5 separate regions of the Homo sapiens genome follow, and regions 1, 2, 3 and 4 are each linked to region 5. A link is a contact called in ENCODE Hi-C or POLR2A ChIA-PET data. All regions are on one chromosome and are shown on one strand. The core of a region is the stretch at or near the end of the contact, and the rest is flanking DNA. Distances in the headings are between cores, read along the strand shown. Region 1 has its middle 19 kb from the start of CARD11. Region 2 overlaps CARD11 (caspase recruitment domain family member 11). Region 3 holds the start of CARD11 (caspase recruitment domain family member 11). Region 4 holds the start of SNX8 (sorting nexin 8). Region 5 overlaps AMZ1 (archaelysin family metallopeptidase 1).

Evidence for each region. Hi-C counts contacts between places; a loop is a spot of excess contacts on that map. ChIA-PET counts read pairs that join two places held with the same protein, here RNA polymerase II (POLR2A). Pooled maps may share reads with other maps.
Region 1: a pooled map shows a loop between it and region 5 (2.8-fold over the local background). The contact joins two enhancer-like sites. A Hi-C loop is called at or near these places in 1 of 37 single-sample maps with no recorded cell type and 5 of 50 pooled maps. POLR2A ChIA-PET finds 5 or more read pairs at or near these places in 1 of 52 experiments (WTC11).
Region 2: a loop to region 5 is called in a pooled map, with 2.0 times the contacts of the local background. The contact joins two enhancer-like sites. A Hi-C loop is called at or near these places in 1 of 168 maps with a recorded cell type or tissue (B cell), 6 of 37 single-sample maps with no recorded cell type and 4 of 50 pooled maps. POLR2A ChIA-PET finds 5 or more read pairs at or near these places in 3 of 52 experiments (B cell, CD8-positive, alpha-beta memory T cell and H1).
Region 3: a pooled map shows a loop between it and region 5 (3-fold over the local background). The contact joins the promoter of CARD11 here to the enhancer-like site in region 5. A Hi-C loop is called at or near these places in 4 of 37 single-sample maps with no recorded cell type and 7 of 50 pooled maps.
Region 4: a pooled map shows a loop between it and region 5 (2.9-fold over the local background). The contact joins the promoter of SNX8 here to the enhancer-like site in region 5. A Hi-C loop is called at or near these places in 6 of 37 single-sample maps with no recorded cell type and 6 of 50 pooled maps.

Annotation. Positions count from the first base shown.
Region 1 is chr7:3,061,867-3,064,566 of GRCh38, forward strand. No RefSeq gene overlaps it. Among named protein-coding and RNA genes, the nearest start is that of CARD11, 19 kb to the left of the region's middle. RefSeq lists an enhancer at 1,296-1,615. Within about 2 kb of position 1,370, at least 3 of the 41 ENCODE cell types and tissues checked have a DNase peak (open chromatin) inside an H3K27ac peak, as active enhancers do.
Region 2 is chr7:2,970,999-2,973,698 of GRCh38, forward strand. The region is part of intron 1 of CARD11 (caspase recruitment domain family member 11); the gene reads right to left. Among named protein-coding and RNA genes, the nearest start is that of CARD11-AS1, 28 kb to the left of the region's middle. Within about 2 kb of position 1,318, at least 3 of the 41 ENCODE cell types and tissues checked have a DNase peak (open chromatin) inside an H3K27ac peak, as active enhancers do; they include B cell, where a contact is called at or near this core.
Region 3 is chr7:3,042,535-3,045,271 of GRCh38, forward strand. It overlaps CARD11 (caspase recruitment domain family member 11), which reads right to left and starts at 1,333. Exons shown (of 25, transcript NM_032415.7): 1 at 1,133-1,333. RefSeq lists a silencer at 1,046-1,395 and an enhancer at 1,261-1,555.
Region 4 is chr7:2,313,096-2,315,795 of GRCh38, forward strand. It overlaps SNX8 (sorting nexin 8), which reads right to left and starts at 1,346. Exons shown (of 11, transcript NM_013321.4): 1 at 1,233-1,346. The coding sequence starts at 1,326. RefSeq lists silencers at 1,022-1,261, 1,362-1,631 and enhancers at 1,450-1,950, 1,951-2,451.
Region 5 is chr7:2,708,328-2,711,027 of GRCh38, forward strand. It overlaps AMZ1 (archaelysin family metallopeptidase 1), which reads left to right. Exons shown (of 7, transcript NM_001384743.1): 4 at 261-389; 5 at 748-917; 6 at 1,313-1,489. Among named protein-coding and RNA genes, the nearest start is that of AMZ1, 21 kb to the left of the region's middle. RefSeq lists enhancers at 1,217-1,316, 1,236-1,931, 2,077-2,296, 2,307-2,356 and a silencer at 1,477-1,636. Within about 2 kb of position 1,329, at least 4 of the 41 ENCODE cell types and tissues checked have a DNase peak (open chromatin) inside an H3K27ac peak, as active enhancers do; they include B cell, where a contact is called at or near this core.

The sequences.
Region 1 (2,700 bases), core at 120-2,619, 350 kb after region 5:
AGTTTTGAAATTAGGAGCTGTGAGTCCTTCAACTTTGTTCTTCATTTTCAAGACTGTCTTGAATATTCTGGGGCCCTTGAATTTCCATATGAATTTTAGGATAAGCTTGTTCAACTTCTGCAAAGAAAAAAAAAACAGCTGGGATTTTGATAGGAAATTGTGTTGAACCTGTAGATCAACTTGAGGAGTATGAACGTGGGTTGTCTTCCTATTTATTTAGATTACCTTTAATTGCTTTTGACAATGTGTTGTAGTTTTCAGTATACAAGTCTTATACTTCTTAGTTATCCCTAAGTATCCTATTCTTTTTGATGCTATTGTACATGAATTGTTTTCTTAATTTTATTTTTGAATGGTTTATTGTTATCATCTAGAAACACAATTGATTTTTGCATATTGATTTTGTATCCTTCAACTTTGCAGAACTCATATTTAGTTTCAATAGTTTTAGTGGGTTCCTTGAGATTTTCTACAAAATCATGTTATCTGAGAATAAGGATTGTTTTACTTCTTCTTTTCCAATCTGGAAGTCTTTCATTTCTTTTTCTTTCCTAACTGCCCTGGCTAGAGGCTCCAGCAGTGGCCAGAGTGGATGACCTTGTCTTGTTGCCACGGGAACTCACTCTTGGGGAGCAGCTGAGTTGGGGGGATGTTGGGAGCCGACTGCAGGAACGGGAGTTCTTGGAATTAACTCCCAGGTAGTATACAATATGTATTAAAGCTTGAGTAATAAAAACTGTGCTAATCCAGAGTGCACATAGCTATTATTAAAACCCAACAGTCACCACAGCAATTGTTTAGAACTTAGCCCGAACAAAGATTTTTTTCTTTTTCGATGAGGAATAGCTGATCATGGGCATTGTGTAGAATTGCTGGTGCATGGTGATAATAGAAACAGTCTAACTCTTCATTGGTTTTATTGTTAATTTTAAATTCTCTACAGACAATGGACCCTTTCCTGCAGGAGCCTGGAGTAGGTGGCTCCCAGTGTGCTCCACCCTTGGGGTGCCAATGCCCACCCCACTTTTCTGACACCCTCTGAAGCCTACTCAGACACAAATCTTTCTCTGATGTGCACACCAGTTCAGCCATGAGCATGGCCTGGGTCTTATCCATTCCTGCCTCCCTTCCGACACTGTGCACACGTGCTTCAGAGTGGAATTGAGACGGCCTGGGCCCCATTGATTGGCACTCTCTGCTCTACCCCAGCACTGGTCTTTGGGGCCCATGTGCAGACAGCCCAGGATGGCAATCACAGGGCTGCAGTGTCTCAGTCCAAAAACCTTTAGGCAGAGCAAACACAAGCTAGAAGGACCCAGTCTGAGTCACTCAGTTCCACTGTGAGTGCATCGTGGGACCCGGGGCCCATGGTGCAGCTCTTTCAGTTTCTCTTCTGTGAAATGAGGACAGTGGTGCAGTCTCAACCTGTTGCCACCACCCAGCCTCCTCCCCTTTCTCCTCCACCTCCTTCCCTGCCCACCTCAGAGTGGAAAGTTTTGTTAAGGTGGCTGTATTATTGAGTCTTCGGGAGGAGTGAGGTGTCAGGAATGAAAAGGGGGAGAAACAGCCTGCTTACATCATTCCTACCCCCTAGCCCCCTAGGGGCTCACATTCTTCTTCTTCTCTTCTTCTTCTTCCTCCTCCTCCTCTTCCTTCTTCCTTCTTTCTTCTGCTTCTCCTCTTCTTCTTCTTCCTCTTCCTCCTCCTCCTCTTCTTCCTTTTATTCCTCCTACTCCTCCTCGTTCGTCTTCTCCTCCTCCTCTTCCTTCTTCTTCTTCTTCTTCTCCTCCTCCTTCTCCTTCTTCTTCTCCTTCTCCCCCTTCTCCTTCTTCTTTCTTCTTCTTTCTTTGTTTTTTAGAGGCAGGGTCTTGCTCTGCCGCCTAGACTGGAGTGCAGGGGTGTGATCCTAGCTTACTGCAGCCTTGAACTCCTGGGCTCAAGCAATCCTCCTGCCTCAGCCTCCCCAGCAGTGGGAATACAGGTGCACACTACCACGCCCAGATAATTTTTAAATTTTCATTTTTGTGGAGATGAAGTCTTGCTACATTGCCCAAGCTGGTTTCAAATTCCTGGGCTCAGGCGATCCTCCTGCCACGGGCTTCCAAAGTGCTGGGATTACAGGCATGAGCCACTCCGCCTGGTTGGGACTCACATTCTTGAGCCTGTGACATACATATTTTAAAATGTGTTTTATTTTTTACATGGATTAGGGGAAAGTGGAGAAGATATGGCTTTCTTACATAAGCCCACTAACTGAGATCAGCGATTTCTAGAAAAAGAGACAGCGAATTGTTTTGAATGACGAAGTGCGTGCCCCTGAGGGAGCTTTAAAGGAGATGAAGCTGCCAGGCTCTACCCAAGTGCCCCCGTGCTTATCACTTCTGGGTGCAAAGGCCCCACTTGCACCAGCTGTAACCACCTGGGACTTTCTGCCTGAAGGTGTTCTCTGTTTTATATGAGTGGCCCTAGGAGCAGCTCTCAGCCCATAACTGGTGGAGTTGCAGGATAAATAACCCAGTTATCTCAACTCTCTGGTAGGGTAACTCCAAGGTATGTTCTGTCCTGTCTCCTGGAGGCTCCTAGCAGGACTGCATTCCAGTTGCCTATCATGGGGACTGGATCCAGGATGAACATGTTATCTGTTGCAGGCAAAGGGAAGAGGTCTGAGAGAGGATCTCTTGGGAATCCCAGGAGGCAGGG
Region 2 (2,700 bases), core at 68-2,567, 260 kb after region 5:
TGGATCCCAGCCCAGTCTGGCCCGTATTTTAAAGTCAAGCATTAGCTCAGAGAATGCAAATCAGAGCTACAGCAGAGTGATTTACCAAGGGAACGCAGCGTGATCACTCGGGTCACTACCTGCAGCTCAAATGAAGTTATCTCCAGGGCCCAGAGCTGGCCCCGACCGCATCACAACCTTCCTTTGAGGAGTCAGCAGGCAGCGGGACACACACCAGGCACCCGTCGCTGCCTTCTGCATTTATAAGACACGCTGGAAATACACTTAGAATAGACGCAGCGATCAATTTAAAATGCATTTCTAGTTGTGGGGCCATCTATTTTATGAAATACCCTGCAAATGGATAAATGCAGCAGTGCTTCGAAACACATTCCCAGGTGTTTGAAAGTAACTTTGCCAACTTTTTCCATTGGCTAGAAGGTCAGTATTTTTTTTTGAAATGCAGATTTCAGGTTTTCTTCCATGGTGACAGGGATGTGGTGGTGGAGGCTTCTGCCTCTAGCTTTCTAATCCTCCCATTCTTGTCCCAGGATCCACCAAGAGGTGCAGTCAGGGCAAGTCGCCTCAACCACAGCAGAAGAGCCCAAGGAGGGGTCTGTGTGTCTTTCCCTGGAGCTTCACAGGGCTCCCAGCTCTTCCTTCTAGAAAGGCCTTCAGGTCTGGTCAACCCAAGGTTCAGGAAGCAGCTTTTTTTTTTTGGCCAGGCATGGTGGCTCATGCCTGTAATCCCAGCACTCTGGGAGGCCGAGGCGAGTGGATCACTTGAGGTCAGGAGTTCACGACCAGCCTGGCTAACACGGTGAAACCCCGTTTCTACTAAAAATACGAAATATTAGCTGGGTGTGGTGGTGGGTGCCTGTAATCCCAGCTACGAGGGAGGCTGAGGCAGGAGAATCGCTTGAACCTGGCAGGTGGAGGTTGCAGTGAGCCGAGATTGCACCATTGCACTCCAGCTTGGGCGACAAGAGCAAAACTCCTTTTCAAAGAAAAAAAGACACTTTAAATTTTGTGTGTGTGTGACAAGGTCTTACTCTGCCACTCAGGCTGGAGTGCAGGGGTGCAATCAGAGCCCACTGCAGCCTTGACTTCCTGGGCCCCAGTGATCCTCCCACCTCAAGCCTCCCCAGGAGCTGGGACCGCAGATGTACACCACCACACCCAGCTACTTTTTAAATGTTTCTATTTTAAAGATGGGGGTCTTACTACATTGTCGAGGTTGGTGTTGAACTCCTGGCCTCAAGCCTCAGCTTCCCCAGATGCTGGGATTGCAGGCATGAGCCACCATGCCCTGCCAGATCTGGGTTTTATTTAGGTCTTGGACTTCCTTATTTTAACCCAAGGTGTTCAAGGCTTGAGGTCAACACTGCATTTTCTCATCTATCAGGCTCAGTGGGCAGATTTCCAGGCAGCAGAAGAAAAAGAAGTAGGGTGGTTTTTGAGGGCTAGGCTTGAGTGACTTTAACCTCCTGCACTCAGGAGGTTAAAATATTGTAAGTTGTACTTGCTGCTGTGAAGTGACATCGTTCCCTCCAAAAAGGGCAGGGGTTGTAGGGGAAAGGATTGCAGGAATTCTAATTAAACAAAAAGAAAGTCAAACCAAAAAAAAAAAAAAAAAACCTTTGCATGAAGAGATAAAAACGGCAGTTCCCCTCTGTGTTCTTAGTGGGAAGGATGTGGTCCTGCAGTCAGAGAGTCCTGGGTTTAAACTTCAGTTGTGCCATTTGTTGCTGTGTGGCCTTGGGCATGTTGCTTACCCTCTCTGAGCCCCCTTTTATTGGCTGAGTAGCACTAACATCGTTTTTTGTTGTTGTTGTTGTTGTTTTTTTGAGGTGGAGTCTGCTTCTGTTGCCCAGGCTGGAATGCAGTGGCCCTATCTTGACTCACTGCAACCTCCGCCTCCTGAGCTCAAGCGATCCTCCCACTTCAGCCTCCGGAGTAGCTGGGATGACAGGCATGTGCCACTGCGCTTGCTTATTTATTTATTTATTTATTTGTATTTTTAGTAGAGATGGGGTTTTGCCATGATGGCCAGGCTGGTCTTGAACTCCTGGCCGCAAGTGATCCACTGGCCTCGGCCTCCTAAAGTGCTGGGATTCCAGGCGTGAGCCACCGCTCCTGGCCACGAGTAGCACTAACATCTTAAGGCTACTGTGGCACGTACAGTGGGCAATGCTACTTAGCTACTCAGCCCACCCCCGTCGGAAGCTAGCAGCAAACTCAGGACAGAAACAAGAAGTCACTACCTACTCGTCCTGTGTAATTACCTCCATTCCAAGCAGAATTTAGAGAAAAACTTTAAACATTTACCCTCAAACCTTCTGTCTGAGCTTCCGATTGGAAACTCACCCAGCCGGTGGTGTTGGCATCTTTCTGTGTCTTCCACGTTCCTCTGGGCAGGGACACACTTCATATTTCCTTGTGTACCCTGGCTTAGCAAGTGTGTTCCATAAATCGGCATTTCATATTTATCAAGTGAGTGGTGTCCAGTGGCTAAACGCTGGCTTTCTTTCGCTCATTACAGCTTCTTCCCTTCAGCCGATCAGACCTCTACCTCCCCATGTGTGGGGAGAGCTTTCACTGTGACTGCTTTCCGGTGCCTGCTGTTCCCACCTAGATGGTTCCACTGTGCCTGCAGTTTGGAGGTATGCACCAATCCATCTTGTACTCTCAATCACTCACGGGTTAGAAGCCTAGAATAGA
Region 3 (2,737 bases), core at 83-2,582, 330 kb after region 5:
GGAGTTTCCGCGAAAGCGCAGAAGTGGACACTTACGGAGAAATTCCTGTCCTCATATCAATTCCCGGCTCCCGGGATTTCCGGCACGCATTATGCACAGGCTGAGCGCTCAATAAATGTGGAATGAACGATCGACTATTTTTCTCCCCTTTCTGGTAGGTTGGTAACCTTATACCTTCAAGACGAGTCATAAATATTAGGAGAAAATGTTTTGAACTACAAATCAAAGGCTTTGAGAGCAGGCCAGGCAGAGAGAGGTCAGTTTGGTCCAAGACCAAGTTTGTGTGGGCAGCCCCGAAGCTCACAGCTGAGACCACTGTCCATGAACCTGGGTCCCCGTGACAGCCTCCAGCGGTGCTCAGAGCCCCCGAGGGACAGAAACACCCTCTCTGCCCCTATCTGCAGAGGGGGCTCAGCAGAAGGCCTGGTGGCCCCATCGGGCCTGGAGGGGCCTCCTGGGGGAGGTGGCTTTCAGGCCTGAGGCCGCTAGGACCTGCTCCGGGTTTCAGTCGGGAACCTGGGCCCTCTCCTGTGCCCCCGCCACCCCCTTTCTAGTACAGTCCCCGCGGGGGGCTGTCCTCTCCCATCTCCCAGCTCCACACCCACTTTTGGTGCGGCTGCCCTTCCTCCCTGAGCCAGGCCCCACCTTCCCAGGAGCCTCTGAGTCAGGCTGGGCTGTGGTCTGCAAACTTCCGGGCCTTTCAGGTGTCAGAAAAGTTTCTCTTCCTCCCTCTGGGGCAGGTGCACCAAGGGGCTGCAGCCTCCTGACCCCCGATTTTTTCCTGTCCAGTAGGAGGAGGTGGGGGCTTTGCTGGGCGGTGATACTCAGAGACGCTCAAAGAGACACGGAGGAGAGGCACACGAGGTGGAAAGTGAGGGAGAAAAAGGGTTGGAAGGGAAAAAGGGGAGAGGAGAGTGAGAGAGAGAAGGGGGGCAGGGGGACAGAGATGGAGAGGGAAGGATACCCCCAGCATCGCGGGACCAGCGGGAGCCACTCCCATCCCCCGACGCCCCCCCCGCCACCGTGTCATCTCACTGATGCCCCCCATCTCCTCCCCGTGCCCTCTTCTCTTCCCCCAACTCCCCGCCTCGTGCTCCCCCTCCGCCAGCTCCCCCATCCCCGCTGCGCCTACCTGGGGCGCTCATGCTCCGCCAGCCAGCTGCGCGGGGCGCCTCCTCCACGCAGGCCTCCGGCTTCCTCCAGGCGACCAGGCCCTCCGTCCCCCCGGGCCCGGAGCCGTCCTCCGAGGGGCGCCGCCCGCCCAGGGGCTGCAGGGCCGGGAGGGGGCTGCGGGCGGCGCGGGCAGGAGTCCGAAGGCCAGAGGAGGCAGGAGAGAAAAAAGGAGAGAAAGTATGTCATAGGCTGGGAGGGGCGGGGGAGGGAAATGCAAAACCCGACAGGAAATGAGACTAAAAAATGCGAAAGGTTAGAAAAAGATAAGGAAGAGAGGGAGGGGGCGGAGTCGGTGCTTCGGGAGGAGGGCGGCAAGGAGGTGGGGGTGGGAGTGGGGACAGGGCCGGGGGTGGGGGTGCTTGGGGACAGATCAGGGAGCCGGAGATGGGGAGACCAAGGCGAGTCTCAGGGCCCAGCCCACCTGCATCAGTCGGGGTGAGGCTGGACCAGTCTGGGCATCAGTCCCCACCCAGCCGTGACCCCCGGCAGAGTCCAGGTGGGGCCTTGGGAGGGGCTCTCTCCCTTCTAGGTTCTCCAGGGCACTGGCTCCCGAGATCTAGCTGAATTTCTGAAGAAATTCCAGAGCCTGTCACTGCAATGGGAGGGGAACGGGGTGCCCCACATCAAATCCTGCAGCCTCCTACACCCCAAGCCTCTTTCCTCCCTCAGCCCCTGTTCTGGAAGCTTCCTGGGCATGCCGGGTGGTCAGCACCCCTTCAAAGGCCTTCCTCACCCCGACAGCTTTGGGGTCCAAGACACCCACCATCAGCTTGTGCCCTCGATGTTCCGGTGAAGTATACTTGTAAGAGAAACTGTGATTTGGATGTCATCATTTTACTTTATTTTTATTTTTTGAGATGGAGTCTCGCTCTGTCACCCAGGCTGGAGTGCAGTGGCACAATCTCAGCTCACTGCAAGCTCCACCTCCTGGGTTCAAGCGATTCTCCCACCTCAGCCTCCCGAGTAGCTGGGACCACAGGCGTGCACCACCAAACTTGGCTAATTTTTGTATTTTTAGTAGAAATGGGGTTTCAACATGATGGCCAGGCTGGCCTCGAACTCCTGACCTCAAGTGATATGCCCACCTCAGCCTCCCAAAGTGCTGGGATTACAGGCATGAGCCTCTGCGCCCAGCTGGATGTCATCATTTTAATAATTTACCCCAAATGGCCATCGTCATGGGTGGGATGGTCCCAAGGGTTTACATGGATTGCAGACTCAAAAATCTGGATGAAAGAAAATGTGATACACACACACACGCCATGCAATACTACTCAGCCATAAAAAAGAACGAAATAAAGTATTTTGCAGCAACTTGGATGGAACTGGAGGCCATTATCCTAAGTGAAGTAACTCAGGAGTGGAAAACCAAATACTACATGTTCTTATTTAAAAGCGAGAGCTAAGCTATGGGTAGGCAAAGGCAGGCAGAGTGGGATCATGGACGTTGGAGACTCAGAAGGGGGAAGAATGGGAGGGGGTAGGGGATGAAAAATCACCTATTGGGTACAATGTATACTGTACAATGTGCACTATTCCAGTGACTGATGCACTAAAAGCCCAG
Region 4 (2,700 bases), core at 96-2,595, 400 kb before region 5:
TCACCGTGTTAGCCAGGATGGTCTTGATCTCCTGACCTCGTGATCCGCCCGCCTCGGCCTCCCAAAGTGCTGAGATTACAAGCGTGAGCCACCGTGCCCAGCCATGTTTAGCCTCATTAACCCAAATCCCTTAAAGAGAAATACAAGAGGCCAGGCGCGGTGGCTCACGCCTGTAATCCCAGCACTCTGGGAAGCTGAGGTGGTTGGATCACCTGAGGTCAGGAGTTCGAGACCAGCCTGGCCAACATGGTGAAACTCCGTCTCTACTAAAAATACAAAATTTAGCCGAGTGTCATGGTGGATGCCTGTAATCCCAGCTACTCAGGAGGCTGAGGCAGGAGAATCGCTTGAACCCGGGAGGCGGAGGTTGCAATGAGCCGAGATCGCACCATTGCACTCCAGCCTGAGTGACAGTGAGAATCTGTCTCAAAAAAAAAAAAAAAAGAAAAGAAAAGAAAAAGAAAAAAGAAAAAGACAGAAATACAGGCCAGGCACGATGGCTCATGCCCGTACTCCCAGCACTTTGGGAGGCCAAGGCAGGAGGACCGCTTGAGGCCAGAAGCTCCAGACCAGCCTGGACAACATAGCAAGATCCCATCTCTACAAAAATAAAAAAAATTACCGGGCGTAACTGCACGCGCCCGTAGTCCCAGCACTTTGGGAGGCTAAGGCGGAGGATCACTTGAAAGAGAGAGAAAAGCAGCTACACATCTATAGATTCGGTTCACAGATGAGAAAACAGAGGTCCCGAGAGGTGAAATTACTGGCCCAAGACCACACAACCGACAGGAGCTTGGGAGAGAGGATGTGGCTAGGAAAGGCGCCCAAGTCCGGGGAAGTGGCCCCCAGTGCCATCGCTCAGCGTGACCAGGCAGGGCAGAAGAGCAGGGCACCAGGAACGGGGCGAGGAGGAAACTGTCCCCGAGGACGCCTCTGAGAGCCCCGGGAAAGCGCCTCGGAACGCGGCCAGCTGTAACCTGGACAGGGCTCTCCCGGCGCAGGAGGGCAGGGGACCCCGAGGGACGGAGGCGCGAGAGAGCACGGGGACCCCCAAAGGACAGGCGCGCAGGAGGGCAGGGGGACCTCCGAGGGACTGGGGCGTGGGGCCGAACGCGGGGCGCGGGGGCAGGAAACGAGTCGGGGACCAAGCGCGGCGGCTGAGCCCCGTCCGCCGGGGGTGGTCGGGCCGCGCGCCCTGGGCAGGTGGGGGCTACCGCCGCCCCACGCCCTACCTGACGCCGGGGGATCCGCCTCCTCGTCAGCCTCCGCCTCAGCTGCCGCCCCGACTGCAGCCGCGGGCAGCGGGTCCATCGCGCGGCCAGTCATGTGAGCCCGCGCTCCCACGTGACTTCCTCCCGCGCCACCCGGCCGCGCAGCCCTGCCGCGCCGCGCCCTCGCCCCGCCCACACCCCGCCTGGTCACGCCCCCTCCCCCGCGCGCCACGCCCACAGTCCGCCCCTGCGGGCCCGCCGCGCTCCTCGCCCGGCCTCGCCACGCCTACAACCCGCCTAGCCACGCCCACATGCCCCTCCCCGTCCACGTGGACACGGAGCCTGCTGGTGGCGCAGGTTACCTCCCCTCAGGTTGGACCTCCGGACTCGCAGGTGCACTACCTCAGGCGCAAGCCTGCACCCACCGCACCCTCATTCACTCCCATCTCTCCTCGCCCAGTCACGCCCTTGTTCGCTCATTCACCGGTTACACTGGGGTTTTCTGACTCGCACTTCCTCATTCATCCACTCACCCACTCATTCGCTCACCCACGCACTGCATCCTGCATTCATTCATTCACCCACTCACTCACTGCATCCTACATTCATTCATCCACTCACACACTCACTCACCGCATCCTGCATTCATCCAGCCACTCACTCACTCACTGCATCCTGCAATCATTCACCCACTCACTCACTGCATCCTGCATTCATTCATTCACCCACTCACTCACTGCATCCTGCATTCATTCATTCACCCACTCACTCACTGCATCCTACATTCATTCATCCACTCACACACTCACCGCATCCTGCATTCATCCAGCCACTCACTCACTGCATCCTGCATTCATTCATCCAGCCACTCACTCACTGCATCCTGCATTCATTCATTCACCCACTCACTCACTGCATCCTGCATTCATTCATTCACCCACTCACGCACTGCATCCTGCATTCATTCACCCACTCACCCACTCACTCACTGCATCCTGCATTCATTCATTCACCCACTCACCCACTCACTCTCTGCATCCTGCATTCACTCATTCACTCACTTATTGCATCCTGCATTCATTCACCCACTCACCCACTCACTCACTGCATCCTGCATTCATTCATCCACCCACTCACTCATGCACTGCATCCTGCATTCATTCATCCATTCACTCACTCACTCACTTACTGCTTCTTCATACGTTCATTCACCCACTCACTCACTGCATCCTGCATTCATTCATCCACCCACTCACTCATGCACTGCATCCTGCATTCATTCATCCATTCACTCACTCACTCACTTACTGCTTCTTCGTACATTCATTCACCCACTCACGCACTGCATCCTGCATTCATTCATTCACCAACCCACTCACTGCATTCTGCATTCATTCAGTCACTCACTCACTGCATCCTGCATTCATTCATTCACCCACTCACTCACTTACTGCATCCTACATTCATTCATTCACTCACTGCATCCTGC
Region 5 (2,700 bases), core at 79-2,578:
GGCTGCCTCTCCAGCGTCCCCACTGGGCTGTCCATGGCCTTTGACTTACCATGTCCTGATCTCCAAATGGCCCTGGCTGTCACTCCACATCATGCAGTACTGTGTGCCCTCAGGTCACACCAAACGCTGGTGGCCCACACCTGACTTGGGAAGGGGCAGGGCCCAGGCAGAGGAAGAGGATGACGGGGTGCCAGCCTGAGCCTGGAAGATGGGGGTCCCCGGCTGCCTCCTGACCCCATCCTCTGGCCCTCTCCCCGCAGACGGCATCCTGTCCTTCTTGAAGAACAACAAGCCAGGGGACGCGCTGTGTGTGCTGGGCCTCACACTGTCTGACCTGTACCCCCATGAGGCCTGGAGCTTCACCTTCAGCAAGTTCCTTCCAGGGCACGGTGAGCCGGGGCCCCAGCAGCTGTGCGTGGGGGGTAGCCTGGCATGGGGCTGTGGCCTCCGTGGCTGCAGGGCACCCTCTTTGCTTTTGCTTCAAGCACCCTCCTGGTGGAAGTCAACACCTGTGCATGGGAATAGATGGCCCCTTCCAGCTCCTCCTGAGGAATGGCATAGGGGCTGTTCCTCAGCTGTGGCGTCTGCCCCAGGGCCCAACTTCATGTGGGCAGGACAGGGCCTCCCAGGACTGGTATGTCTTTGGGCCATGGCCAGCTTGCATGAGAGCATGAGGTGGGTTTGACGGTGGGCCCCCCAGAGCCAAGGCTGACCCCTGAGAGTGCCCTTCTCTCCATCTCTCTCCAGAAGTGGGCGTCTGCAGCTTCGCCCGGTTCTCAGGGGAATTCCCGAAGTCGGGGCCCAGCGCCCCTGATCTGGCCCTGGTAGAGGCAGCAGCAGACGGCCCCGAGGCCCCCCTGCAGGACAGGGGCTGGGCCCTGTGCTTCAGTGCCCTGGGGATGGTTCAGTGCTGCAAGGTGGGTGGGGGCTCTGGGGCTGGTAAGAGGGGACAGGAGGGTGCTGTCTGAGCCCTTGGTGCCTCGGTCTGTTACACTGCCCCATCCTCACAGTGAAGTGGATGGACCCCTAACTCTATGGAATGAGGAAAGCAAGGCTACACAGCTATGAAGCAGCAGGGGAGGGATTAGAGCCCCAAGCCCCTATCCTGTGTGGCCTCCCACCCTGACTCACCTTTCCCCTGGGGCCCTGAAAGTGGCCTGTGCCGCCTGGGGCAGGGGGAGGGCGCCTGGACCACCTCCCGGCCATCTGGCCTCACCCAGGTCCTCATTTTGGTCCTGCTGGGGCTGCCTGGGGATCTGCCGGATGCAGGGGCAAGGCAGTGAGGCAAGGTGCTTGGTGGCCTTCCCCCCAGGTCACGTGCCACGAGCTCTGCCACCTTCTGGGCCTGGGGAACTGCCGCTGGCTCCGCTGCCTCATGCAGGGTGCGCTCAGCCTGGACGAGGCCCTGCGGCGGCCCCTGGACCTCTGTCCCATCTGCCTGAGGAAGCTGCAGCATGTCCTGGGTTTCAGGCTCATCGAGAGGTACCAGGTGAGTGGCTGAGTTGCGCTGCCCGGCTGCTGGGACCTGCGCTCCGGAGGCCCGCGAGCGCCGCCTGGAGGCTACGCAGGGCATGGGGACCGCACACAGGCTTTGTCAACTGCCGGGTTCCAGGCAGTGCAGAGCCCTGGGACCTGCGCTGGGGTTGAGCTCCATCCGGATCTCACTGGCAGTAGATCGAGTCCTGCCAGGGCCCGCGTGTGGTGGCTGTGACTGGGAGGTTGCAGCGGGGTCGAGTGGGGACGAGGGCTTTTCTCCCTCTGTCAGGAAGAGCTGGCATTGGAGCCCAGCCGGCGGGTGGCACGGTCTTCCCAGGGTAACTTTCTCTTTGCTTTCCCGTCACCCACACTTGGGTCACTGCTGCTCAGAGGAGGCACAGGCCCCTTGCGAGGAGGTGGGAGCTGACACAACAAGGCTTGTTGGAGGTGGCCTCCATTCCTAACTCCCTCTGTCGCCTGGGTGGGGTTGCCGAGCAAAGGGCTCGTCCGTATTCATGGACATTTGTTTGCAAGCTCAAAAGCTTTACTCTGAGTTCTGAGTGCAAAGGCAGGTGGTGGTAATTTTTCTTCAAACCCAGCTTTGGACTACAACCAGTTATAAGGTGCTCACTGCGTACAGGCACCAGAGCAGTCAATGAAACCGCGCTGGAAAGCCCCTGCATCCTCCTCCCGCCCGTTGAGGCAAGTGGGGGTGTGGTTCCCGGACCGAGCCTGTCAGAATCCCCTGCAGGGCCTAGCTGGGCCCTCCTTCCTTCTGGGGTAGAGTGAGGAGCTGTATCTTGCAGGGTCCTGGGTGACACTGAACTAGAGGCCGTGGCATTTCTAGCTCACAGTGCTGGAATCTCTCTGCAGGGATCCTCTCTGAAGACTCTGGCAGTCAAGGGAAGGTGAAGGGGGCACAGAGGAAACAGCTTTTCCAAGTGTAAGGAGAAGAGCCTGTGACTTGGGGGGAACCCAGGCGCAGCCATGGCTGAGGGTAGGAGCATCTCCCGAGGGTACAGGTGGCGTGATGGCTGGTCAGCACCTGGTGATGCCTTGTAAAGGTTGCTGCTGCCAGCTGTGCCCCGTCAAGGGGCAGCTCTTAGTACCTTCCTGAGGCTGTGTAACAGGCACAGGGGCAGCTTGGTCTGCAGAAAGGGTTGAGAGCTCTCATTTGATGCCTTCACCTGGGGTCTTGTGCAACCATCTGACATGAACTTTTAG